7 separate regions of the Homo sapiens genome follow, and all the other regions are linked to region 2. Evidence: chromatin loops called from intact Hi-C (ENCODE). Cell type or tissue: PC-9. All regions are shown on one strand.

Region 1 (4,000 bases), 900 kb before region 2:
TTAAAACAAAAATAAAAACTTACTGTAGTTGAGGTACAATTCCACAACATTCTGAAATAGGGGTCATTGGTGTCATGGGAGTTATGGATGCCAGAGACAAGGAGTCGGAGTTTGGTTTCTCAGGAGAGGGCTGGACTGAGTCAGTATCACCAGGGTGCAGCTGTGAATGGGAATTTGACAAACTGCTGCTGTTTAAGCCCAGCCCAACGTCCTGTTCGCTGGGTGATGGCAACCTACTTTGTGGACTTTGGCTTTCAGAATTTTCTTCAGTTTCGTGTTTGCTAATGACAGGCTGGTCTTTATTTTCCTGGGTAACTTCATCTGGTAGGAAGCTAAGATCCACAGATGAGAAATCACCAGATGTTTCTTTGACTTCAGGGTTCGAATTAAATGCAGTATCCGGATTGGATGCATTCAGTATGTACATATCATAAGGTACAACTGGGCTGAACAGGGGAGACCTGGGTGGGGCAAGGCCATCCTAGGCAGTTCCCAAAACAGACAGACAAAAACACAACAGACAGAACAGCATGTTACACAAAAGGGATGTCACTATGGCAGGCAGGCAGGCAATGTATTCAGTGTAAGAGGCAGTTCAAGATTGCTTGTATTCATGCACTGCTTTTTTCTAGAAAATGCCATTAAGATTCTACTACAGGCCAGATGTGGTAGCTCACGCCTGTAATCCCAGCACTTTGGAAGGCTGAGGCAGGCGGATGGCTGGAGGCTAGGAGTTTTGAGACTAGCCTGGCCAATGTGGTGAAACCACGTCTCTACTAAAAATGCAAAAATTAGCAGAGCATGGTAGTGCCTGCCTGTAATCCCAGCTACTGGGGAGGCTGAGGCATGAGAATCTCTTGAACCTGGGAGGCAGAGGTTGCAGTGAGTCGAGATCATGCTACTGCACTCCAGCCTGGGTATCAGAGCGAGACTCCATCTAAAAAATGATTCTATTACAGTTACAGCACACTTAATGGAAACAGAAAAGAATATTTTAAAATGCAGAAAAAGCATTCTTCATAAACTATCTTAGCTACTTTGGTTAGATCTCTAGTAAGTTGCCACTCTCTAAGTCCAATTTTGCAATAGAGGCAATTGAGCAACCATGCTCTAAATTGTTGTATACTTTGAAGAGAACAGATATACTGTATTATTTAAGTTAATTATAAACTTTAGTTGACTTTACTTTGAAATAATTTTGAGTTTTAAATGTAAATAGAATAAATGAAGGAAGTTTAAGATATAGTTGAATGCTAATCAAGACTCACTAAAGACCCATGGTTATTCCTTCTAGGCAAAGGCGTAATAAGAATTCTTGTAATGTTCTAGTTAGAAGAATTTACACTAGGAAAAAAGTTATTGAAACTTAAATGGTAAGAATAGTGTAAATCAATTTATTTTCAGTCCAGGGAAGGCTGCTCAACTACCATTATCCAGCAACGGAGAGAATGATGTGTGCACCTGAGGAAAGCAACTAATGTAAAATTCATGGACTTTATTATGGGAAAAAATCGATTAGCTTGATAAATGCATTACCACCTGCTTCACTCAAGTTACGGGCCTGGACTCCAGATTTTGAGCACTGCTTGCAGGAGAAACTCAAAAAGATCTTATTTCTTTTCTGACCACTGAAGGGTCAGGAATGCACCGTGTTGCATCTTCTCAGTGACAATGCTACCTCCGCTAATGTACGTCTGACTGGAGCCTATTGGAGTGTTCTGTTACTACAAGTCCAGCAGGTGGCAGGGGTGACTAATTGTTTAAAGAAAGCACTTAGAATTAAAAACAAAATCAAGCTATTCTCTTGAAATAAGATTTTTGACCTCTATTTCATTATGAATACATGATACGCTCCCATCTTTCCCCACCCTCAACCCACAGAGTGGCCTAAGAAAAGTGAGATGGGGACAATGGGCCCCAATTCCACTGCAGGGTTTCCTTGGTCTCACCTGTCCCAGATGTAAAGGGTCTCCTCCCGCAATTTACGCTAAAGCACCAAAGCTGCAACAGTCAGTGTCTCCCTTCCCCTTCCCCTTCCCCATCATGGCATTTTATCAGGGAACAAAGCTACACGTACACAAGAATGTAAGGCAATGGCGAGGATTTGAAGGAGGATGTTTTATGGTAATGGAAACTTGACCGGCTCCCTGCAGGGTCTGCCTGTAGTGACTCTCCTCAGAACATGTCTGTGTAGCACGTTCACTGCATCCTTGGCTTCAGAATCTTTAGTCATTTTTGTTAAACTGTATCCACTTACCTTTCTCAGAACCTTTCCTGTCTGGGCTCTTCTTTGCTGTGTTAAATGCTAGGGAAAGTCACCATTTCTACCTCAGTGCTGATCATTGTCTTTATAAAAAAATTCTCCCACCAAAAAAAAAAAAAAAAAAGTAAGTTGCTCTCTTGCCTTTTTTTTTTTTTGAGACGGAGTCTCACTCTGTCGCCCAGGCTGGAGTGCAGTGGCACCATCTCGGCTCACTGCAACCTCTTCCTCCTGGATGCAAGCAATTCTCCTGCCTCAGCCTCCCGAGTAGCTGGGACTACAGGCTCCTGCCACCACGCCCAGCTAATTTTTGTATTTTTTAGCAGAGGCGAAGTTTCGCCATGTTGGCCAGGCTGGTCTTGAACTCCTGACCTCAAATGAGCCACGTGCCTCGGCCTCCCAAAGTGCTGGGATTACAGGCGTGAGCCACCTCACCCTGCCCAATGCTAAGGATTTTTAAGTCTTAAGAGTAATTAACTTTAAAAAAAAAAAAAAAAGCCACAGGTGTTTCTAGTTGACATTTGGCAAACCCTGCAACCACCAGCTCCACCAGAGACTTGACTTCTAGAGGGAGGCCTAGTACTGGCATCCATGCTGCAGGGGACAGGGGCTCTCTGTTTCCCCTGTCAAAGCAGAAACCCGTGGGAACCTGAAGTCACTACAGCTAGCACAATGCACTCTCTGTGCATGTCCTTTAGAACCAGGCGGGGGGCCAGGAGTGGTGGCTCACGCCTGAAATCCCAGCACTTCGGGAGGCCAAGGTGGGTGGGATGACTTGAGGTCAAGAGTTCAACACCAGCCTGGGGAGAAAAGCAAACCCCCCCCCGTCTCTACTAAAAAATACAAAAATTAGCCGGGCATGGTGGCTCACGCCTGTAATCCCAGCACTTTGGGAGGCCAAGGCGGGTGGATCACGAGGTCAGGAGATCGAGACCATCCTGGCTAACACGGTGAAACACTGTCTCTACTAAAAATACAAAAAAATTAGCCGGGCGTAGTGGCGGGCTCCTGTAGTCCCAGCTACTCGGGAGGCTGAGGTAGGAGAATGGCGTGAACCTGGGAGGCAGAGCTTGCAGTGAGCCGAGATCGCGCCACTGCACTCCAGCCTGGGTGACAGAGCGAGACTCTGTCTCAAAAAAAAAAAAAAAAAAAAATTAGCCAGGTGTGGTGCGTGTGCCTGAAATCCCAGCTACACGGGAGGCTGAGGCACGAGAATCGCTTGAACCCAGGAGGCGGAGGTTGCAGTGAGCTGAGATCGCGCCACTGCACTCCAGCCTGGGCGAGACTCCATCTCAGAGAAAAATCAATCAATCAATCAATCAATCAATCAAAAACCAGAACAACCTGGGAAGGGCCATGTAATCTGGTAACTGAGTGAACGGTTCTGGATTCGTGCTAGATGAAGTTCGAGCTCTGTTTGGCAACCTTGGTCAAATTATTTCACTTTTCGAAGCTTCTAACCTTCAACTTAATGACTTGGGAAACCAAGCCCGCCTCTTATGGTCGCTATGAGTTTTAAGAGGAACGAAGGCAAAGCCCTTGGCACAGGACCGGGCGGGACTTGGGTCCTGACTCTGGGACAGTGGCGGCAGCCTCACCTGAGCGGCGCACTGGTCCAGGTAGAGCTCCAGGTAGGTCTCCTCCTGCTCCATGGACCGTAATCCCACTGTTGGGGGTGGGGGCGGGTAAGAGGGTAAGCGCGGAGCGAGCAGCCTCGGAACCCGCTCCGGCCAGGGCGCA
Region 2 (4,000 bases):
TAGTCTTTGCCTTTCACCAAAGTGTAAGTGATGCTAACCACACTCGGTGATCAGTGGTTCTCAAATTGGAATGTGCATGACAGACAGCTAAGGCACACAGTAGGAATTTAGATTCTTGGTCACCAATCCTACAAATGGATTCAGCAGGCCTGAGAGGGGCTCAGGAACCTGAATCTGCATTTGTGCCCACCTCCTAACTCCTGGGTGATTCTAAGGACTACTCTTGAACTCTAGATCCTGCCTGGAGAAGCAGGGTGCCCTGCCCTATCTGCATTGGACACTTGGGGCCACAGCTGCTGCCCTGTGAGGTATGAATTAGTCTCTGGGTTACTCCCTGGGGCCCCATTTATTCCATAACTGCTTGAATTCTCTGAAGTCAAGCTTTGAGCTTAAGGTTGAAGAATTCTTCCCTAAGTATAATCTCCAAAGCTTCCTCTCCATGAGCTGCAGGACATCCTGTATTAATTGGGAACATTAATTAAGCTCCTTTACTTATCCTGGAAGGTCTCTATTGTTTCAATAAGTTGTTCAATTTGCCAGCCACATTAGCTCATAATTTCAGGATATGGACTCAGTTTCTTCTTAATCTGTTGCTCTAGTGGTTCCCGAACTTAGATGGGGACAAGAATTACTGCAGAGCTTATTAAACAAAGGGTGCCAAGCTCACCCAAGGCTTACACAGCCAAAATCTCTGGTGTCTGTGCTAGAGATTTTGGGATTCTGTGTTTGACAAGCCCTACTGGGGTTCAGATACCAAACATTTAGAATTGTTGCATAATCCAGTTATTCTCAAATGTCAGGATGTATCAGGATCACCAAGGGGACTTGTTTAACAACATCACTGGGCCCTACCTCTCAGGTGTCTGGTTCGGCAGATTTGGTTGGCGTCTGAGAGTTGACATTTCTATCAAGTTCCCAAGTGACATCGTTATTTGTGGACCAGGGCCTACACGTAGAGAACCACTGACTAAGCTAGTATCTGGGCCCAGGCTGCACTTACAGCCATGTGTCACCATCAAACCAAACATATGGTGGCTTTAAAGCAGCTTCTTATCAAAACAAACACTTCCACTGAGCCCCACTAAATTCCTGCTTTTAGGCTGGGAGGGCCTTTTGTTCTCAGATCACTGGCAGAGTAGCAGAGGTGGATGAAACATGCTATCTCTCCAGGTTCTTTGTGGTCTCTCCCCATAACTCACCTGGAGAGTGGCCCTGACACTGCAAAATGACCTTGGCCATAGCAATAGTAGACCCAAGTGGAGTGCTGTCCCTCACTCTTCACTAGTTATATCACGTTGTTCAGTTCTGGCGTAGCACATCGGGCAGTTCTTGCTCCTGCCTTTTGATCACGCACAAACACTTCCCCAAGACTGAACCCCTCCTCAAATTTCATTTCTCCCCACCTCAATAGAACTCGTAAAGCACTATTTGGTAATGTCGGTTTTCCAGGCTGTTTCTGGAAAGATGGAGAAGAGAATATATCAAACGCTGCACTACACAACACTTCATCAAAATCTCCACCTTAGTTGTCTCCTTCTCTCTTGTCCTCCCTGCCTCCCACCAGTTTTTCTCTTGATCTCTTTCCTCCTCTGATTATGTAGAATAATTTAGGTGTCCTCCCCCCTTCCAATTTGCATCCACCCACCTGAATCAATTTAACACCCCCATCTTCCTTCAGCAACTAGGGGATCTTCTTTGGGATCCTTCCTCCTTAGACATTAGGAGAGGATTGTAAAAATATATCCTTTCCCATCCCCACTCCACCTTGACACCAACTCCAACAGTGGGAGCAAAGAGGTTCTCTTTAGGGGAGAATATTTGCCTTTATGGAGCATGTGATCCACCCCTCTGTGATCCCCTTCTTTCTCCAAGCAAAATGAGACAGGCACAGCTGGGAGATAGAAATCTCCCTTCTATGTGGGGCTTATGAGGTTGACATGCATCCCCATCTTTCCTGTAGGAGAATGCACTTGCCCATGCAATATGGATACTTGGAGCCTTTGGGTCAGGGCAGGGGAGTGAGAGAGAGAGAGGTGGGGAGGTGGAGGGTTCACTTAGAGTGGAGTCTTCAAATGCTTTGAGAGGCTTAGAGCCACCCAAAGCTATGTCTCCCTCATCACCCTCGGGTTCACACTACCCCCGTACATAGACCCTCTCCTCAGCCACCCTCACTGGGGTTCTTGGCATGGCAGCCTGCCCCCCATGTTGAGTTATCCCAACAGCCACAAAGTGTTTAGAGCTTCTTCTGAGTCTCCTGCAGCAGCACAGAGTTTCATGACACAGCATGGAATGACTCAGCAAAGTCAAATGAGGGCAGAGAAGACAATCAGAGGGAATTACAACACTTTGAGTAGAATGATGAGAAAAGGCCCTTATTAAAGAGCACGCACGAAGTTCAGACTGCCAAACACTGTAGTGCCATCTGCCGGCTGAGGGCCCTCTTGCATAGGCCCCCATTCTTGAAGCTATTCTCCACGCCCCGAGCCATGGCCAGGATCTCTGAGACCACTGGAGATACTTTCGCTGTCTGTGTGACCTAGATTTCAAAAGAGGTCGTTCTATGAGTCTGTCATGCTCTAATGGAACCTCTCTCTGTCCTTGAGGAACTTGGATGATCTAAAACTCAGAGGGATCTAAAACTGTTGAAAGGCATTGAAGGTGTTGAAATGAAAGAAAGAAAATATACTAAACCTAGCAGCTAAAATATGTCCTTTGGATGTTTTGTATGTGCCTAAAATTCTTCAAGATACCATAAAATGGTCACCAACTACACTATTAATGTCATTGTGTAAATGATCATTGTCCTTCTCATGCCCCTAATTGTTAAAGACCACCAGCTGCAATCCAGCTCCTTGGTGGACAGGCATAACCGCGGACTTTGGATTACATCCCCTCTATTTCTTCTGCCCTATATTTATAGACATAAGTGATCCTTAAATTTGCTAATGAAGATGGATCCTAGTTTCAGTGAGATCAACGTTGCTGGCTGATTATTTATCAATACATTTTAACCAGGAATTGCTTCCAGAATCATAAAGGCAGCAGAAATCCAGGCATGTATTTGGAATTTGTCTTTAAATTCTAATACCTTTGTCTAAAGACTTTACTGCTACATCCATTTCTCTACTAGATGAGCAAAATACTTTTCCCTGGACACTAAGGTTAACTTCTGCTTTTTCATCTCCTAGAAGTGTTAGCCATTTGGACCTTTGTTTAACAGCTTCTTTGAAGCGTTATGCTCTGACAGCTTGCCTGATGGATGGAGCTGTCAGCATATCCCCAGTCCAGAGATGAGGAGGACATTACCTCACCTACCCACTCTATAAATCAGATGAATAAAAATTAGTACCAAGCTAGGCCCAGGGATCCTTTCTCATTTTAGTACTCTTTGTAGATTATAATCTTCAGAATGTGCTTCAGGAAAAAAAAAAAAAAGAAAAAGACTTTAATGTTGCTTTGCTCTAAAGAATTAGCATTGATTTACTCTACAAAATAACTGCTCATGGCTAAGATATTTGAAAAAATTAGTACTATGTGCACAAACCTGTCCTCTGTGACCTGCAATCATAACTTTAGGGGTTGGAGGTCTGATCTGAAGTGCAGAGAGGGAGATATTAGCAGAAATGTCAATACCCAAGGGGGACTGGGCAGAGTGGGCAGGGCAGAGATGAGATGCCAAAGTGAGGCAACCAGAGGCACTCAGGAGAGGTATCAAGGAGAAAAGAAAGCCTTTCCTCACCCATCAGAGACAATTACTTCTGTGGTTTCCAGGACGTTTCTTTACAGATCTACCTACATCTTTACATGTCGGTTTTCCCTGGTAGCCCCTGAACCCCTTGACGTTAGGAACTGAGACTCATTCATCTTTGTGTCCCCAGGTTCCCAGCCCTAGGTCCCATGGCCGGCATTCAGTGTAAGATCTATGAGTGAATGAATGGGATCAGGTACTTTAGCAAAATAACTAGGGTAACTCTGGATGAGAAGAGAACGACATAGTCTG
Region 3 (4,000 bases), 130 kb after region 2:
TATTATTTTCTCTTACTTTCTTCCTTCTCTTTGCCCACCCACCCACCACAGTCTCCTGCCCTGAAATTTAATGATGATAACACTGAAATAAAGCATAGCCAGAGAAATCCCTAAACTGGCACAGCAGGCCAGTGGGGGAGCTCAGATTGGATCTCTGGCTTCCTAACTCTTAGTCCAGTGGTCTTTTTCTTTGGAACTGTAAATAAATTCTTCCACCAATGTCCATGTCATTATTCTTTGCTCTCTATTTGCCATGATCTATAGTTTTGGTGGCTCAAAATACATTATCTTCCTGGGACTGGCTCTACCAAGAGCCAAGGACATTTGTGTTGGAGCTAGCAAGGGCCACAGTTAAATGGGTGAATGAACAGGCTGGATGGAAGGACTGTGGTGGAGGATGGAGATGCCAACCTTTCTCAGAACATGAGAAAGGTCTTCCTGTGTCCAGAGTTCTGTCCATTGCACTCACACACTCTTTCCTGGCTCTCCTCTTTTCTTCTCTGGCTACTTCTGTTTTGTTTGCCGCCATCCTTCTCCACCAGGCACCTAGTGTGAGTTCCCCAAGGCTAGTCTTAGTCCCCATTTCTTTCCCTATACTCTCTTCATATGTGGATTCAACCAGGCCTTTTCTTTTCAAATGTCATCTACATGCCAATGGCTCCCAAATCAATTTCCACTCCAGACCTCTCTGTGCTCTGTCCCTTCAATGTAATTATGGACTTAATATTTCTACTAGGATGTCTCAAATTCTCAGAATGTTTCAGATAGAACTTAGGATCTTCCCTCCTCCCCCAAATTGGTTTTCCTCCAGAATTTCCTTTCTACCACACCCCATTGCACAAGTCAGTAATCCTTGGAGCTCCTCTCTCCCTCACACTCTATAGTCTGTATATAATCATGTGCTCCCATCGGGTGACTTTGACAACTTCCCACTCCATTAGCCCACCCCCTAGTCTAAGCTACCACCATCTCTCACCTGGACTGCAACAGCTTCCCACCTGTTCTACCCAAATCCACTCTCGTCCCTCTCCTACTCATTCTTTACACCAAAGTCTATGTTGTGCATCACTGTTCAACCCCCTGACTCCCTGTGCTGAGGCCGCACTGGTCTTTTAGTTCCCTGTAGCAAGACATGTTCCCATGCCTCCTCTCCACCCCCTCCCTACCCCACAACCACCATCGTCACAGGGCCTTTACTCATGGTCTACTGTATGCCCAGAGACTCCCCACCTCCAATCCACACACATACACAGCCATCTAGTTACCTCCTACTCATCCTTCAGACCTACATCACTTTCCCAGACCCAGGTCATGTTCCTTCATTAGAAACTTGTCTCCAGTCATGTTCTGGACATGTGTATCTCAGATTTGTAATTACACTCCTTCACTCACTTAACAGCTCTTTACTAAGCACCTACTTTGTGCCAGGTACTGTCCTAGGCAACTGAATAATTAGTCAAGCAATTGAAAAATAAATGCTTGAGTATTTTCTGTTACTCTCAAGTACTAGGAAACTGAAAAAATACAATATAATTACCACAGGTAATTACATTCTATGAATAATTAATTACAAGTTCATTTCTTTATTTATCTTTTTAATATCATTCCCACTCTAGGCCCTATGTTCAATGAGAGCTGGAACTGTGTATATTCTGGTCGACAAGTATCATCAGCTCTCAGTGTAGTGCTAATGCCTAGCAGGTACTAAAACATTTGGGAAATTAATGAATATTTACATTTGTAAATTAACAAGTGAATGAATAAATATAATTTGAATATTATAACCTGGCTTACATTGAACTTGTGATATTTTAATGTTTAATAAATATTGTGATATACAATTCGAAAACAATTTCATGTGTAGGCGGCAAGACAACCTTTCCCCAACTTGCCCATTAACCTGTAAAAGATGTGAATAGTTACTCCCTTCTCCCCTCACTTTTGAGAAGTGGTTTCCGAAGAGCTAGCTGAACTTTGCTGCCATCTTTTGACCAAAGTTAATACTGCAGAGATAAAAGCTACATTCCGTAGAAATTCTCATTACAGCCTCTGAGTATCAATGAGTTCTAGCTTTGTGTAAAAATGCAAGAACGTGTTGCCACTTAAGAGGAAATACATGGCCACACTCGGTGCCTACTTCTATTATATGTTTCTTTCTTTATTTGCATAGCTATCTTCTATCCACTCTTTCTTCTGTATCCCAGCACCATGGTAAAGCTTAATAAATATTTTTTTATGTGAATATTCTAAGCGAACAGTAAGTGAACAACAATTTAATATCAGGACGTGCAGTGTACAGACACCAAATAGACATTAGTTATTATTATTAACATTATCATTATTAAGACCCTTCCCCTGCAAAGTAGATGACTTCAGGAAGACTCTAAGTTCCTACTTGCTTGTGGACACCTACCCCAAACTTTGTCTCTCTCTCTCCTCTCTTCTTTCCTCTCACCCTCCCCTTCCCTGGAAGGCCCATGAAAATTACTTTTCATTGCTATCTTAATCCCTTAAAATATATAAATACAGGCCGGGAATGGTGGCTAATGCCTGTAATCCCAGCACTTTGGAAGGCCAAAGCGGGCAGATCACTTGAGGCCAGGAGTTCAGGACCAGCTTGGCTAACATGGCAAAAGCACGCTAATAGTTGTCTACAAAAAAATACAAAAATTAGCCAGACGTGGTGGCGCATCTCTGTAATCCCAGCTACTTGAGAGGATGAGGTGGAAGGATTACCTGAGCCCAGGAGGTGGAGATGGAGGTTGCAGTGAGCCGAGATCACACTGCTGCACTCCAGCCTGGGCAACAAAGTAAGACTCTGTCTCAAAAAAGAAAAAAAAAAAAAAAAAAATATATATATATATATATATACACACACATATATATATATGTATATATATACACATACATATATATGTATATATATACACATATATGTGTATATATATACATATATATGTATATATGTATATATATACATATATATGTATATATATGTATATATATACATATATGTGTGTATATATATATATACACACACATATACACACATACATACATATCTTTATATTTTGGTTCTCCATTAAAATTATAAGGCCCTAGTTGCAAAAAAATTGTATTTCAATCTTAGGATCTCCCACAGTACTCAATAAATGCTTATGGACTGCATTGAAGGTCATTTTCTGAAATGAAAGATTTAAAGAGATTTTATTTTGCTCTAACATATTTTGTGTTAAGGCTATACTGGGAAAATTATGACAGGTTCTCAGAAAGCTAGCATCGTTTTAAACTAAATATTTCAAATGATATTCATTTGGAAAATTTACAAAATTGAAAATATGACCTCTTTGAAATAGCTGTAATGCCAGGGAGTCTTTGTATATTGTAAGCTAGATAATAGAATATAACAACCAAGAATCGTGGCAATGTTAACTTCTTTAAACAAAGGAAGCCAGAGAGATGAAAAATTTGGATTGTCCCATGAGAAGTCTGATAGGTATTTGAGCAATACATAGACCTGTTTAAAAGAACAGATATACCTTGGAGTCCTTGAGGGGCGTCTGTAGCAGAATCTGGTTTCAGGAAAGTGAAATTGTTGGATAACTCATGAAAACAAAAACCATGAAACAAAGAGGTTCATCATCTGTTTGAAGAAACAGAGGTTCATCATCAGTTTGAAATTAGCCCTTTCAGCATAATGGGGAAATGCTGCAGCTGAAAGAGAAACCCTTTCATTCCACACACATGCCTGGTATATATTAGGTTGTCAGCAAATACCTATTGAATTGAAGAGGACTTTGATTAGCCACGTTCTTACCTTTCTTTACAATTCACTACAGTTCAGCTCCTGGTGATTTAATAATTCTAAATGCCCAAATTTAAACATCCAGTTTTAAACAATTGGTTCTGGATGGGCATGTCAAGGAAAATGATGTTTTGTAGTTTGCTCTGCCATGTATGACTGAGAAAACTAAACAAAGCAGTTGAACAGCTATGTGGA
Region 4 (4,000 bases), 92 kb before region 2:
ATGCAAATACTATACCAATTTATGTAAGAGACTTGAGCATCCTCAGATTTTGGTATCTGCAGGAGTCCTGGAACCAGTCCACCATGGACATTGAAAGATGACTGTAGCTACTAAACTAATAGACTTTTCGAACTGCAGAGTGCCTTTGAATGCCATAGATCATATAAATCTTAAAGTTACAGGAGACTTCAGGAGTAATCTACTTTATCCTTCCTCTGCAAGCATGGATCTCCTCTGGAGTGCACCTGGTGCGTTCTCCATGTACTTTCTCTCATGGGGCAAACAGAGGTTGTAAAGTTTGCTATGACTTGACAAGAATAACAACTCCATTACTGGGCAACTTGGTACCATTTTCAACAGCTGTAACTGTTACAAGGTTTATATATTTACACTCAAATCTGATCCCCCTTCCCTTTAACCGTAACTTTTATACCTTGGTTTTGATTCTGTCCATCACAGCCAAACAGAAAAAGTCAACATTTTCTCTAATGTTAATAACTACTTAAGCTGCTAATCTTCCCCTAAGACATCACTTCCAGGGCAAGTTGCACTAATTCTTTCAACCCTTCCTCCTGTGTTTCCCATGTCCTTCTCCTTTCTGGCCTCTCCGAGCCTCTGCATTTGAGTGCTCTTCAGGACAAGCGTGGTCTACCAGTATTGATTAGAGTGATTTTTTTGTGTTGTTTCTCTGTTAAAAGCAGTGTTTACGGACGTAGGCCAACTGTGTACCAGGAAGTATGGGCTTGACATGGTTATGCATTACTTTATTTAACCCATATTACTTTGCAAATAGTTTTGATTATCTGTAGTACGCTGGGAAACTAAGACTCAAAAGTTAAGTAAATTGTTCAAGGTAATTTACCTAGGAAGTAGCAGCGCTGTGTCTCCTATCCCATTTAATTATTCCATCATACATTGACTTATATTGTGCAATTTTTCTCATACTTACTATCTTGGCCACGTTTCCTTTTTAGAATTTAAGAAATATTACATTCTTCTGAAAAACCTTTAAACTATACAGAAATATATAAGAAAAACCTTCTCCACCCCAGTAACCATGTGGTAGTGTGATACGAGAGTACCTTTTTACGTTGTTGGTCTACTGCTTACTTTCTGTACCTAAATAAAATACAGAGATACGAATGTGTACCTGTGTCTCTGAAAAGATTGAGTTAATAAATATAATGGACCTGTAGAATTGTGTCTGGTACACAGCAAGTGCTCAAATGTTGCTATTATATGTACAAACACATACATAATGTGTGTATGAAAATCAACATACACACACGGAATTCTTTCAAAACCAAAACAGGAATGGGAACAGTCTCTGTATACAATGCTTAAACTACTTTTATCACCCAAGATTTATCGTGTATATTCTTCCGATTATTATTTCAGTCAACTGTAGTTTTTCTTTTTGTTGCTACAAAGTATACTCTATCCCCTTAATTTATTTAGCTGTCCCCTTACGGATGGATGTTTAGGTTGTCTGCATGCTGTTAGAAATAGTGGTGCAGGGGACTGCTTGAGCATAGATCTTTATTCATGAGAGTTGATTGTCTGAACCTACACATATAAATGTACATTTATCACTTTAAAAATGCCTTATCTTGTTACATTTGGCCTGTTTTTATAATGTAGTCATTGGGTAGATTTTGACCCTGTCATCAGTGGATTCACTGTCTTTGGTATTGCTTCATTTTAAAAATTGTGATCAACCTACTTTCGTTAACATCTTGAAAATCATGGATTAACACAAGACAGAATTCTGTAGTTGCCACCAGAGGGCTCCTGTTATGTTGAAACTGATTTTATAGGTATAATCATTCACCCAGGTATAAATCTACTTTGGGTATTATCTTCTAACTATATTTCTCCATTGTATGTATAGAAATGTCGAGACAGACCTTGTCAGATGCCTTCATGGAATCTTGTTAAGAAAGTAGTCATTTAGTGAGTAATCTTTGCTACCCAGTCTGGAAGGATGACACTATATTCTATATTTGGAGAAACTTGAAATATAAACGACAGATGTCTATACTTTGGAAAGTGTCTGAAAAATGTCTAAAAATGCCCACTGTTTTATTGCCAAGAGAAGGAAAAGTGTCAGTGCTATTTTGATTTTGTTAGGCTAGCTGCCACGTAACTGGCTCCAGTGTTGATGCTCCATTTGGCAATTTTTTAGCACGATCAGATTGAATATAATCAGTTAAACTATATTTTCAGAATATTTGGGTTGATTTAAACCATTAAAAGTAGTTGCCTAAATGTGAAATACAGTCCAAAAATAATTTTCAGCGTCTACCATGCTGCTATTATGCAACGAACATGTCATATGAGCCGACCAAATATGTGGCTTCTTTGAGCATAGTAAATAATGAGAACATTAAGTTTCGCGCACATTTTAATTTATTCTTTAACTTTTTAAGATCAAGGACTCTGAAGTGAGAGAATACAGATCATTATTCCTTTTTTTTTTTAATCTGAAAGAATTGAAGCACAGAGAATTAAAACAGCCCAGAAAAAGAAGCGATACATCCCGATCATCAGGAGAGTCAGGGAAAGCTTCACACAAGAGGTGGCTTACCGTTCTGCTGAGGGTGACTGTGAGAAGGAGCCTCCAGGCTGGCAGGGAGCCTTGGTGGAGAGGCACAGGAGAACATGGAGGGTTGGGAAGCAGAAGGAAGGCATGCAGGAGCATGGATGGGGAGGCTGACCTGAAGGGTGCCATGAGGAGGCCGGATCCTGGAGTCTTGAATTCCAGGCCCAGGAATTTGGCCTTGAATCTGCAACATGAGAAGCTGGTTGGGAGGTGTAGAGAAAAGGGGTGACTCTAATCAGGCTCAGGCACAGAGGAGACACCGAGAGGGCTGTTGCTGCTCCTTAGTATTCTGGGGCTTGGCTGTTGAAAACCCTCCCCGGGGGTTGCTGAATGCCATGAGAAGGGCAGTCCATGTGCTGCGGCTGCTCCTGCCATGCCACTTGTAGAGGATATCATGTTTCTTCTTAGGAAGTCTCAGGGAAGCAGGGTTAATGGTCATTTCAAAAAGTAAAATGCACATCTTCTCTCCCAGTTTGTGTCCAGTTTTGGTGTTTGTGTTTCCGTTGGGCCTTTCCCACAAAGGCTTGAGTACTGTTAACAGGTAATCCCTGTCATAGTGGTGCCGTGAATTGGCCATGGGATATAGATTATGTGATGCTCGGAAGTGTGTATTGGCTTCAAAAGATTGGTACAGGTCTCTTTTAGTTTCCAAACATTCACATATGAGAATTCTAAGCTTAAGGAATTAACGTCCACTAAAATTCAAGCGGTATTGAGCATTTACTCTGTGCCAGGCAGGGATAGGGGTGGGAGAGAAGAAAAGTAAGGCCCTGTGCCCTGGGCATTAATGGTTCCCTCTTTCATTTAACATCCTTTACATATATCATGCATTTGCCCATCCACCCTCATCACATTGTTGGTTATTCTTATTTACATGTTTGTTAACATCAGTGTGAAAGCCTCTCCTCCCCCAGATAACGTTTTCCCTCCTATTTAAATCCTGCAGCCTCAGCATCCCCACCAAAGACCACTTCCTCCTCCATTCAACTCTTCCAAGGTGCAGTCAGTTTAATTCAACGGATATTTCTGGGACTATTAGGTGCAGAGTCCCATGTGAGTATCTAAGGGACAAGAACTGTTCTTTGTAACCCCAGTACTGAGCATGCTCCAGGTGTGTCTCATGAACAAGGAAGGGCTTGTGTTCCCCTGAGGAGGCAATATGGGAATACACACAAGGAATTACACAGCATTTGGGGCAGCAAGTGGCTGACAAAATGTGTGGCTCGTGTGTTCAGCTCTGTGGGAACTCAGGTTAGAGACTGAGAGTGACTGACACCAGGAGTGTGTCTCTCACTGCTCTGTCCCATCAATGTGTGCCCTGACTCAGTCACTGAATAAAGGATCACACATGCCTAGCATGCGTCATGCGAATCTTGATGTCACTGAAATATTTTTGAG
Region 5 (4,000 bases), 890 kb before region 2:
AAATTTGTGGTAATTTGTTACTTTACAAGAGAAAACAAATACATCAAAATTATAATAAGTAGAGACACAAATTTGCAGTGATGTGCCATGCAAATAATAGAGGAATAAAATGGTAATAAGCTCATTTGGGTAAAAGGTGTACCAACGTTCCTTATTTTTATTCCTGTAACTTTTTGTAAGTTTGAGATTGTTTCCAGGTAAAATGTTTCAAAATATAATATTAGTGATTGTTTTGTGAGTGTTTTAGTTGTTTGAGATTTATACAAGATCTTGTTTTTTTTTAAATTATTTTTTGAGATAGGGTCTTGCACTGTCACTCAGGCGGGGAGTGCAGTGGTGCGATCTCAGCTCACTGCAGTCTCTGCCTCCCGGGTCCAAGCAATTTTCCCGTCTTAGCCTCTGGAGTAGCTGGGATTACAGGCTCGTGCTACCTCGCCCAGCTAACTTTTGCACTTTTTTTTTTAAGTATAGATGGGGTTTCACCATGTTGGCCAGGCTGGTCTCAAACTCCTGACCTCAGGTGATCTGTCTGCCTCGGCCTCCCAAAGTGTTGAGATTACAGGTGTGAGCCACTGCGCCCAGCCCAAAATCTTAAGCTATTCTTTTCTGGGAATCAAAGATTGCTATGGTTTGATTGACTAACAGTTAATTGCTAGCATTTATTCAGCTCTTACTATGTACCACACGCTATTCTAAGTGTTTCACATATATGAACTCATTTAAATGTCTCGAAGACCTGGTGAGATAAATACTCTTTTTGTCCCCACGTTACAGTTGAGGATACTGAGGCACAGAGAGGTTGAGTAACTCGTCCCAGAGTGTCTGACTATGGAGTCATTTGCTATGTATTGTCCCTTACCAAAGGCTTACATAGACCATTTCAAATTAGTTTGTTTTCTTTTGAACTGTGGTGGTTATCTGTTTTGATTCTGACTTTTTTTTTTTTTTGGCTTCAGAATTTATAATATTTTATACTTTGGCAAAAAAAGAAGAAAACCGAAAAACTACTATATCCAATTCATTCTTTTCTTTCTCAATTTACTGTTGTAAAGATTAAATGCCTTAAATAGAAGCATATGTTAACTTTTTTTTTTTTTTTGATATAAGGTCTCACTCTGTTGCTCATGCTGGAGTGCAGTGGCACAATCACAGTTCACTGCAGCTTTGACATCCCAGGCTCAGGTGATCCTCCCCGCTCAGCCTCCCAAGTAGTTGGGCCTCTAGGCTTGCGCCACCACACCCAGCTAATTTTTTGTATTTTTTTGTAGAGATGGGGTTTTGCCTTGTTGCTCAGGCTGGTCTTGAATTTCTGGGCTCAAGCAATCCACCTGCCTTGGCCTCCCAAAGTGCTGGGATTATAGACGTGAGTCACTGTGCTGTGGCCATACGTAAACTTTTACTAAGCACTTTGCAAGTATGAAGTATTGTTATTAGAATCTTTAAAAGAATAATGTTAAGACAGGAGTGCATATTCATGGTCATGAAGAGTCTTGAACAGAGGTCAATTCTATGGAAAATATGGCTTTTACTCGTATTTTAAGAGGACCTGTCCCTCCTCACAGAAAAAAAAAAAAAAATATATATATATATATATATATATATATATATATATATACACACACATATATACATATAATATATATTTGAGACACTCCAGGCTGGAGTGCAGTGGTGTGGTCATGGCTCACTGCAGCCTCAACCTCCCAGGCTCAAGTAATCCTCCCACCTCAGCCTCCTAAGTATTAGTTATGACTGCAGGTGTGTACCACACACCTGTCTACAGGTGAAAACTCCCATCTCTACACAAAATTTTAAAAAATTAGCTGGAAATTAAAACAAAAATTTTTGTAGAGCTGAGGGTCTTGCTATGTTGCCCTGGCTAGTCTTGAACTTCTGGGCTCAAGCAATCCCCCCCCAACCTTGGCCTCCCAAAGTGCTGGGATTATAGGCGTGAGCCACAATGCCTGGCCTCTTCATAGACAATTTAAAAATGAACCTACATTCTACATTAAATATAATTTATATGTAACAATTTAAGAGTTGAATTGCTTATGATTAGTTGATATTTTATAGACATTTAATCAAATTCACTAATTTCAGTTTTGGAATAGAAAAAAATGTTTGGAGTCAACAGACTTTCTTAGCTCTCAAACAATTTTACTGTCCCTTGAAAAGCTCCTAAGCCCTGGGCACTGAACCTCAACCTCTCAAATGCAGTCACGTCACCACTGGGGCCTGGGATTCTCTGGCAAGAATAATGAAGATGGAAATTCAGTGTTGGAGGGATGTTGAGAAACATTGTTCACTAGGGGGCGCACTTTCATCTCCATGAGGGGAATACCTTCTGGTTTGGGGAGAAAACAAACAGCTTTGAGGGGAGAGAGGAAAAAAAAAAGGGGGGGGAGCATGCATTCCCTAAATGTTAAAGAAAAAAAGGGTAGCTACTTCTCCATGGCAGAAGACCAGAGGGTACTTCCAAAAATAAATAAGATTAGTTACTGTATCAGTCAATGTGAATATATGTGCTATTTTATACAAGGAGGTCCTATTTATAGGAGCTAAACGGAAAGTGCTTGTAGAGTAATCCACATTCACACTATCTTGATGGTTGTTAAATGTGAGGGGCAATTTCGCTGCCCAGGAAAAAACGGAAAAGAATTTGCATAAATGAGATTAGGTTTCTAGAAGCCATGTTGGGAGAGAACTTTTTTTTAATGGTGGCAATATTTGCTAAATGCAGCCTTCTCTTTCTTTTAGAAGCCATGGACATTGGGTGTGATTGATCTCTACATGGAGCTGTCAGTTTCCAGACAGTGATTTTATACACAAGAATAGGGAGGTGGATTTGAGCACTGCACAGAGGCCTTTTCTAGATCAAAATTCAATGAATTCTTGTCCTTTCAGTAATCGTTTGAAATAAAAACCCACAGTAATTCTTCCTCCCCCTTTTTGGTGGAGGTGGAGCATGAACTTCAGCATCTGGGAAGGAGCCTGTGTAATGGCTTAGTCAGGAGCTGCTGAAGCACAACACAGATAACCTTGATCTCCATAGTCTTTGCTCACCAACCCCAGTCCACTGAAAATCTTGAATCATAATGGTGCAGCTTTCCTTCTCAGGCAGTGCTATACACTGGCCATAAAGAAGACTTGCTGTGTTTAAAGTTTCTCAGGAAAATGGCTTAATTTCACGTAATATTAAAGACAAGAATTAAAATTTCACAAGTTTCTTTTTCTCCCTTGACTGATCCCTATTATTTTCTTTCTGTGTGAACATATTCCATCACAGCGTTTCTACAATAAATAATGCATTCTTTTAGAAAGCATATTATAACTGGGAAGTGTTATTTATAAGCATCGTTTTGGCAGTTGTTTCATGGAAACAGAACCAATCAATCAGCACTGATTCTGGGCAGGAGAGAGTTGCTTTACCATTTTCCACGCTGAGCACATCAGGGATGTCTGATCCCAGACAGTAGCTACCTGTCTCCTGCCACGCACAGCAAAACAGGGAGATTAGGTTTTACCGTATTTGCTTGGGAAAATATGGATGAAGATTTCAGCTTCTGTCTGCTCTGAACTCCACTTTTTTTTTTTTTTTTTTGAGACAGGGCCTCACTCTGTCGCCCAGGCTGGAGTGGAGTGGCACGATCTTGGCTCACTGCAACCTTTGCCTGCTGGGTTCAAGCAATTCTCCTGCCTCAGCCTCCTGAGTAGCTGGGATTATAGGTGCACACCACCACACCCAGCTAATTTGTTTGTATTTTTAGTAGAGACGGGGTTTCACCACTTTGGTCAGGCTGGTCTCGAACGCCTGAACTCAGGTGATCCGCCTGCCTCGGCCTCCCAAAGTGCCATGCCTGGCCTGAACTCCACTTTGTGTGCACCTGACTAGGAATGGATTTTTGTATGTGTTTGTACTTGTACTAACAATGAAAATCTTCTATATACATCTACTAGGTACCCATAAAAATTAAAAATCTTCTAGAAGACTTCGGTCTGA
Region 6 (4,000 bases), 630 kb before region 2:
CATCCCAGGGCATAACTATTGAGAAAGACCTTCCTAGTATGCAGGAAAAAGAATTATAGACTTCTGCCACTTGGAGGTGGCAAGGATGGTGTTTTCTTCAGCAGTAGGAAGGAAGCATCAGGATAAAGAAGTTTCTGTAGTTCCTGAATACCATTTTACTTTCTCTCCTACTTATTATTTCATAAGGCCTAATGGGATGTGGCAGACTCTTGACTCCTCCATGAAGTGGAGACAGGCCAGCACCTGCGATGAGGGCTGCCTGGGTGACTTGTGGTTGTGTCAAAAGTGTTTGCTCAAGAATAAGCTGTTTGCTTTTCATCCTGACGTCTGCTAAGCCCAGGTGCTGGAGCTATTTTTGGTAGCTGACTTCAGGAATTACTTTTCGCTATCCCCAGGCAGATCTCATAAGCCCATAATTGCTGTGAACCTCTGTGTGTGTGTGTGTGCGCATGCACTCAGGTGCATGTGTGCTTCATAAGCTTGCTCACTGATAATAAGCCAGATTTAGAGTCTTAAAAAGCTCCCTATCTGATTTTTCCACACTTTCTTATGACCACTAGTTCCTCTTTAACCACCAGGGATAAAGTCTTTGAGGAAGAGAATTGTTCTGAGCAACGCCTGGTCTAATGTGCTCTTCTGATTGCACTTAGCTCCCAGGGTTCCTAGGCTGGACAGGCAGACTTTATAGCATCTGAAGGAGCATCTGGAAAGGACACCCTGCAATTTTGCACTTCTTGTCAGGCCAAGGTTCTTCTGCTTTAGAAATGAACCCTAAGACAGGTCATAAGCCAGGCCAAGGAGGGAAAAATAACTGGAAAATAAGGAAAATTGAGAAAGAGAAGTAGATTTTTTTTTTTTTTTTCTGAGACAGGGTCTTGCTCTGTCACCCAGGCTGTAGTGCAGTGGTGTGATCATGGTTCACTGCAGACTTGAACTCCTGGCCTTAAGCGATCCTCCTGCCTCAGCCTCCCAAAGCACTGGGATTACAGGCACAAGCTCCTGCATCTGGTTGAAAGTAGATTTAAGTAAAGTACATGTTTTTCAGTTAGATACAAGGAAGAATTGTCTCCCAGCAGGCTCAGAAATCATAAATGTGATCCTGAGGAAGTGAAAGACCACTCCTAAAAGATGCCATTAACAAGCAGCAGCAGCAGCAGCAGCAACAACAACCACCACCATGACATTTTAAAAGGTCTTACCTCACACCAGGCACAGTGCTCAAGCCAGTACTGAATGATTCATATAGTGGTTATTGTATCTCTATGATATATACAGTCTCAACCCCTTTTACACATATGGAAATGGAGGCTCATGGTTTAAGCCACTGGCTCGAAATCACAAAGGGGTGCATGGTGGCACCAGGCTACAAATGTAGGTCTGACTCCAAATCCCTAGGTAGTTTTCTGTCTCGGATTTTGATTAATAGGCTCCAAAGCAATGTCAGTGTGAGATGATTTGGAAGTGGAATCCATATTGTCTATTTTACAAAGTAGTTATCCAGATACATGAAATTACCTGTGTGAAAGCACTTTGAGGAGCATGCAGTACTGTTCAAGTATAAAAAGGCATCATCATCATCATCATCGTCATTGTCATCACCATCATCGCGGTCACTTAATTTCTCCAGCTCTGCCAATAGATTCTTATGGCATTTCACATATCCAATCACTAGGGGGAGGCAATAGACAATGCATATAAGCAAACTTAGTTTTGGAAGGAAAGTTTATTTTTCCTGTAAGTGATGCTCAGAGATTTAAAATAAATAAGCAAAGGTTTGTATTAGGGACTGGCAGCCATTCCCGTCAAGGTTTGATCTTGTGCTTTTGTTGAAGTGTTTCCCTGAGGGCATCTTCGTCTATCACAAATACTTATGAATAGTGGGTATTGCCCAACAAAGGCCTGACATCGACTTTTGTTTCATTGTTCCTGCTTCTTGCCTTCTTTCCCCACTGTGATTCTGCCTGTGATCATTTCTGCTTTCGTTGAGGTGCAGTTTTTCCTTTATTCTCCCCATTCCATTTGACTATGGACCGTGTTTGTTGGTCATCTGAGGCAGAGCCAGTAGGGCATGTTCCTGATCTCTCCTGTCCCTTAACGGTGCTGCCCTGGGGTACCTTTGGCTTCCATGGAATCTCTTCCTCAGTCTTGGGGTTCCTGAGGTGACCTTCTTGGCTCTCGTATGCAGACCATTCTGACTCTTCCTACATCATTCTCATCCACACTTTTCTTACTGTGGCGATGTTGACTTCTCTTTCCATCCTTCTGGAATTCCACATCTGCCTTCATTTCCTTTCTGCTAGGTGGAGAGGATGTTGGACTAGGAGTTCAGGTCCTGTGAGTACTACTTACTAGCTAGTTGGCCTTGAGACACAGGAGGACCCCACTGAGCCTTTGTTTCAGGGATCATTATAACTTCCATGTCTACTTCCCAGGCAAAGGACTATTTATTTTGTAGCCTAAATTAATCGGCCTAGGCTGTTCATGTAGAGTTATCTAAATAGTTCATCTTCTTTTCCATTTCATGTATTTCTGTGGGTCAGTCCCAAGGTTCTCATAAAGAAGCCCTCTCTGGTAGTGTCTGCACTGTTCCACCAGGTGCAAGTGATCTGCCAGCCAAAGTAGATTCTGCTGTGGCTTCCCTGGAAACCAAAGCTGTATGGGGTTGTGTCTTAGCTCATTAGGGCTGCTATAACTAATTACCATAGACTAGATGGTTTATAAACAACAGAAGTGTATTTCTCGCAGCTCGGAGGTCTAGAAGTCTGAGGTCAGGGTGCAGCATGGCCAGGTTCTGGCAAGGCCAGGCCCTCTCCTGGGTTGCAGGCTGCTCACTTCTCTTTGGGTCTTCACATGGGAGGAAGAGAGCAAGAGCGAGAGCGAGGACGAGAGGGACAACTCTCTGGATCCCTTTTATAAGGGCATTAATCCCATTCGTGATGGCTCCACCCACATGACCTATTTACCACCCAAAGGCCCCACCTCCTAATACCATCACATTGGGGATTAGGATTTCAGTGTATGAATTTTAGGGACACAAACATTCATTCCATAACAAGCTGTGCTGCCAAGGGGAAGTGCAGCTGTCTCCCCGGTGTGTTGCCTTCTGCTAGAAGGGTTCCAAAGCAGTGTTGCTTGAACCTCCATGAGCTAGAGTTCCCATTCCTCTCAGTTACCTCTCTCTCACCTACAGGGCTGGCTGGAGGTGGATTCCTGTAGTATCCCCCATACTTTCATTTTTAATAACTTCTATTCTCCTTTAACAACCAAGGACCAATCCATTGTGCCCAACTGTCTCTTTCCTTAGGATGAGTCCTACCTTCCTTCACCCTTCTGAAAATAGACTATTTGCCAGGCATGCCTTAATACTTTAAAGTCCATCAGGTGAAAAATCTTGAGTTCTTCCCAGGAGACTTTCCATGTATGTTTCCTGTTGTCAGGCCTGTCCCTGTGGCTCCTGAATATATCTAAGTCCCAGCGGTGGACAACAGAGAGCTCTGGCTGAAGACAAGAGTTCTGTTTTAGTTAAAAAGAGTTTCATTGTCATCAGAACTATCTTTCTCTTGTCTTGTCCTTTGTGGCTCTTCTTCCTTCTTCAGCATTTCAACCTTGATTTCTTTCTTTCATTTTAAATACCACCATAAGGTGTTTAAAACTGAAGGTGTGTCAAAATGACACAGGATTTGCTTCAAGGGGCTCCCCTGGACAAATTTCGGACAACCTGAGAATCAAAATTAGTAATAACAGTTATGAGTAATAACTCATTGCATTAAAAAAGAACCTATCCATCTATATTTATACTAAATAAAAGGGGAGGGGAGAAGGGAAAGCCTTTCTTTGTAGAAGAATGCCAATTAATAAATACAAATGATAGAATTACAAAAGCACCATTTTCAACCACTATGGTGGTTGAAATAATTATTATTGTAATATTATTACAATTATTTTTATTAATTTTTATATTATTTTAATTATTACATAGTAATAATTCAGGCAAGAATTA
Region 7 (4,000 bases), 540 kb before region 2:
AAAAAAACCCTAACCTATGAGCACTTGGGGAGATTGATTTGAGTAATAACTGTCTCCTCATGTCAATTGAACTCTTTCTTTACTGCAATGCCATGGTCTTGGTAAGTTGATTTTGTTTGTGCAGCAGGCAGGAAGAACCCATCGGGTGGTTATAGCTTGCTTAGGTGAGCACTGTGCAGAGGAGCATGAGTCATCAGCTATCCCCAAGATATTCACAGCTCTGTTCAAATGTGAAGATTGGCAACTTCATACTTTTCTTTTGATGATGTTCCAAAAGCCATTTGGTGGGCTTTAATATTTGTGCCCAAGATAGTCATTCAGATGAAACCTCCTTTGCAAAAATTGTAACAGTGAGAAAATTAAGACAGTGAAAGAGACCTGACCTAACTGACTCCATCTTGCCTTTAAACTCCAAGCTGCCTTTGTTTATTCCCGGGGTAGGCCAAGCTAACTTTGAAAGGAATTTAGTTTATAGTTTAACTTTGAAACAAAGATGATAACAGCCTCTCCCCAAACAAACTCTCTCCTTGCTTGGTGTATTAGTCTGTTTTCACAATGCTATAAAGATACTACCTGAGACTGGGTAATTTATAAAGGAAAGCAGTTTAATTGACTCACAGTTCTGCATGGCTGGAGAGGCCTCAGGAAACTTACAATCATGGCAAAAGGGGAAAGCAGGCATGTCTTACATGGCGGCAGGTGGGAGAGTGAAAAGCCCAGGGGAAACTGCAATTTATAAAACCATGAGATCTTGTGAGAACTCCCTGTCATGAGAACAGCAAAGAGGAAACCACCCCCATGATCCAATTACCTCCCACCAGGTCTCTCCCTCAACACCTGGGGATTACAATACAAGATGAGATTTGGGTGGGGACTCGAAGCCTAACCATATCACTTGGAGACCAGGTTGCCTTTGTAAAACCAACAATTAGTGACAAGATTAGAGATTATGGTTCAGGAGTCTTGTAGCTACAGGCCACAAGATCACTAATCACCCCAGTTGCTCCTATAGATGGCATCACTATCATAAAGATTGGTGTTTGAGATATTTTTCAGACTCTGTATTCTGATGGATCAGCTGGTGCCACCCAGACCAGTAAACTGGCTCATCTCATGGTCCCCACCTGGGAACAAACTCAGTGCAAGAGGACAGCTTTGACTCCCTGTGATTCCATCCCTGACCTGACCAATCAGTATTCCCCATTCCCTAGGCCCCTGCCTGCCAAACTATCTTTTAAAAATCCTAGCCTCTAAATTTTCATGGAGGCTGAATAAAACTGCAATCTTCTGTTCAGCCAGCTCTGTATGAATTAAACTCTTTCTCTTTAGCAATTCCCCTGTCTTGATAAATTCACTCTGTCTAATCAGAAGCAAGATGAACCCATCAAGCTGTTACACAGCCTTCCACAAAAGACAATGGATTAATGCTACCAACTATTTCCAGGCAGCTCAGCCAGTGAGGGCTAAAAACATTGAAGATTTCTGTGTTGAAAATCCCCTCTTCCTATCTCACTCTCTATTGCCTCTCTGTAGCTTCTTTTTCCTTTTATTGTTGTCCTTGATATTTCACCAATGTGAACTTGGTAGGGAGTATGGCCCTCAGATGACAAACCAGATCCCAGACATTAGACCCTCCTAGAGTTAACACTGACCAGAGGTGTCTAATTGCCAGGATGGGGATATGCCTTGGAGCCAATTTTCTTCTACATGATTGGGGTGAGAAATTGAATGGCTCCCACAGGGCTCTAGGAATGTGGGTTTGGCTGCAAGAACTCCAAGTAGCCTGATATTATGGAGTCTTCACTGAACAAATGCATTTTCTGCACTAGTCAGGATGAAAAAATATCGATTCTTATGCAGACAAACAAGATCGAAATATTCAATTGTGTTTATTTTCTCTGAGTGACAATCCATCTATCTTTTAGTATTTCCCTTACTAGGAAAGTTTAATGTGGAAAAATACTAGAGCTCATTCAGGAACGGCAAATAGATAACATTTCACATGTGATCTCTAATAGATTGGTTGTGCCTGTCTGGAGAGTTATGCTAAGCAGAATTCTGACACTGCATCTACTTTTTGCATGAAAAACAGTCACAGTTGATTAGTAATGTCTGCCCTGGGTGCAGGAGTCAGAGCAGTAGACATGTTTACCACATTCACTCATTCATTCAGTCACCAAATATTGAGTGCCTATATTGCATGCAAGGGACTCTTCTAGGGGCTATGGCACAGTTGTAGTTGCTGAGGTTCTGTTCTAGGTAGAGGGCAGTGTTCTAAAAGCTGACTGTATTTACTATTCCTAAGTGACTCATCAATTTACAAGTCTTGATAGGTCAAATGATTCATCCAAGGCCACAAAATCAGTAAGAGTCAACAGGAACACAGGACTCTGACTTCCTTGTTGTCTACCTTGTGACCCTCTCACCATCACCTGGGTGAACTGTTTATCAGCAATTTTTATTCTAAAGCTGTAGTTGCAGAAAACTTCTTGACCTACTCCCATCTTTTTGTTCAATGGTGGACCTTCAATGTGGGCTGTAGCCTGGGAATAAGGAGACGTTTCTTCCTTCTTGGAACCTTCCATGCAGAATCACCTGCCGTTTTCAAGAATGTAACAGAGGCAGCAAAGCATGTGGAAAATTCCTCTTTGTTGGCAAAGACCAATGTGACATTTAGTTGAATGAGGATATTATTGAAAGGCCCTATAGGGGTTAACAGTGCCTGCGGGGAGTGGGAGCTTCATGGATCAAGGTATCACATGGTAGTTGGGTGAGTTTTTCCATGTCTGAATTCCAGGAAATTTTCCCTGATATGGTTCTGTTGTTCAAAGTAAGCCTGTTCTGCCCAGGGCTTTTGAAAGTAGGCGTGTCTAGATGGGTGGTGGAAGGGCACCTGGGGGGAGAGATTATATTTTCTCAGTAGAATCCAGTTTATTCCACCAGTTCCTGAGCTCCCCACTGCACACCCATACTTTGGGGAAGGGTGTGTGTGCCTCCCTGCTGGGCTTTTCATCTGAACTTCAAAGCACTGCAAAACAGACTACTCTGTCTCTTTTCCTGCCTGGTCTCCATGGAAAAATGGTGAGATCTGACCTCCTCCCAGTGTCTGAACTTCCTACTCAAAGCTTTGGAGGCCCTGGATTAAGATTCCAGGAAGGGCAAAACCCAAGCCACAAGTGGGGAAGGCTTTGTTTCATGCACATGAATCATTCTTTCAAAGAAATCATGAAGAGGCTCATTTATGTAACTGTGTCTATTTAAGGATTTTTCGAGAGGGTTTCTAGGAAGTTAACAAAAATCTGAGATATTCTAAAACACCTCTACCCATGGGGCACTGTTCTAACAAGCTCACTATCTGTCATTAGATGTAGCAGGAGTTGTTGGCGCCCGGCCCAAGTCCCCTTAGTCTATGGTGGACATCATTCATAGACAGCTCCTGTACAGGCACAATGGCTTCCTCGGCTCCCTGGATGAGAATATTCTCTGGCTGTGCTTCCTGGGAACAGACTTGAAGTGCTGGGGAATCAATACTCCAGGAGCCTCGCTCAGCCAATAAGGGACACAGTGATCAATTCTGAGATGTGTGCTGCACAGTCCCTAAGAGGGTCCCAGTAGGACTGAGTCCTGGCTGTCTGCAATTGCAAGTTTCTCATTTATACTCCTTAATTGGCTCGCTTCCCTTCCCTATCTCAACTTCCAGCTCAGTCATTGTGCATTCTGGTCACCTCCACAGAAACACTTGCACCTAAATCCTGGTCTCAGGGTTGGTTTATGGAGGAACCTAAACTAAGACCTGACAAACCTCTATGTCTTCTGCAGGGCCAAGCTGCCAAGAACTTCTTGAGGTCTGCAGTCTTCTCCTCTCTCTCTTGTTAGGTAGATGGATGTTTGCCCAGCCGGGATTTACCTTTTCCAGGGCAGGAGGCATCACAATGTGGACAAAGTAAGATCCACAACTTGATGGAGATACCAGACTGACCCAGAGAGACTGCATCATTAC

Evidence for each region. A loop is a pair of places that touch in the nucleus more often than their neighbours do. Peaks named below come from ENCODE experiments on the same cell type or tissue, not always from the same donor. Only the 100,000 strongest peaks of a DNase experiment are listed, where the experiment ranks them.
Region 1: a loop joins it to region 2, with 17 times the contacts of the local background. A loop is called at or near these places in 18 of 110 quality-filtered maps.
Region 3: it touches region 2 in a loop (8-fold over the local background); 9 of 110 quality-filtered maps call a loop at or near these places.
Region 4: a loop joins it to region 2, with 2.0 times the contacts of the local background. A loop is called at or near these places in 6 of 110 quality-filtered maps.
Region 5: a loop joins it to region 2, with 17 times the contacts of the local background. A loop is called at or near these places in 18 of 110 quality-filtered maps.
Region 6: it touches region 2 in a loop (21-fold over the local background); 71 of 110 quality-filtered maps call a loop at or near these places.
Region 7: it touches region 2 in a loop (21-fold over the local background); 2 of 110 quality-filtered maps call a loop at or near these places.

Annotation. Positions count from the first base shown.
Region 1 is chr14:55,436,538-55,440,537 of GRCh38, forward strand. TBPL2 (TATA-box binding protein like 2) reads right to left here. Exons shown (of 7, transcript NM_199047.3): 1 at 3,859-4,000; 2 at 24-481. The coding sequence starts at 3,912. It also overlaps a transcript of FBXO34 not described here. Among named protein-coding and RNA genes, the nearest start is that of TBPL2, 2.1 kb to the right of the region's middle. In PC-9, a CTCF peak has its summit at 1,742 (motif pointing right); a DNase peak (open chromatin) is centred at 1,724.
Region 2 is chr14:56,337,863-56,341,862 of GRCh38, forward strand. All of the region lies in intron 5 of LINC02284 (long intergenic non-protein coding RNA 2284), which reads left to right. Among named protein-coding and RNA genes, the nearest start is that of LINC02284, 29 kb to the left of the region's middle. In PC-9, CTCF peaks have their summits at 2,460 (motif pointing left) and 2,660; a DNase peak (open chromatin) is centred at 2,349; H3K27ac peaks cover 556 bases.
Region 3 is chr14:56,472,636-56,476,635 of GRCh38, forward strand. No RefSeq gene overlaps it. Among named protein-coding and RNA genes, the nearest start is that of TMEM260, 110 kb to the right of the region's middle. In PC-9, CTCF peaks have their summits at 1,956 (motif pointing left) and 2,157; no DNase peak of the experiment used is centred here.
Region 4 is chr14:56,245,903-56,249,902 of GRCh38, forward strand. The region is part of intron 2 of PELI2 (pellino E3 ubiquitin protein ligase family member 2); the gene reads left to right. Among named protein-coding and RNA genes, the nearest start is that of LINC02284, 63 kb to the right of the region's middle. In PC-9, a CTCF peak has its summit at 1,796 (motif pointing right); no DNase peak of the experiment used is centred here.
Region 5 is chr14:55,444,031-55,448,030 of GRCh38, forward strand. No RefSeq gene overlaps it. Among named protein-coding and RNA genes, the nearest start is that of TBPL2, 5.4 kb to the left of the region's middle. RefSeq lists enhancers at 2,226-2,315, 3,390-3,890, 3,655-4,000. In PC-9, CTCF peaks have their summits at 2,325 (motif pointing right) and 2,525; no DNase peak of the experiment used is centred here; H3K27ac peaks cover 1,391 bases.
Region 6 is chr14:55,705,855-55,709,854 of GRCh38, forward strand. No RefSeq gene overlaps it. Among named protein-coding and RNA genes, the nearest start is that of LINC00520, 89 kb to the right of the region's middle. In PC-9, CTCF peaks have their summits at 1,673 (motif pointing right) and 1,879; DNase peaks (open chromatin) are centred at 317 and 1,677.
Region 7 is chr14:55,800,935-55,804,934 of GRCh38, forward strand. No RefSeq gene overlaps it. Among named protein-coding and RNA genes, the nearest start is that of LINC00520, 6.3 kb to the left of the region's middle. RefSeq lists an enhancer at 2,521-3,720. In PC-9, a CTCF peak has its summit at 2,226; a DNase peak (open chromatin) is centred at 2,347; H3K4me3 peaks cover 369 bases; H3K27ac peaks cover 2,406 bases.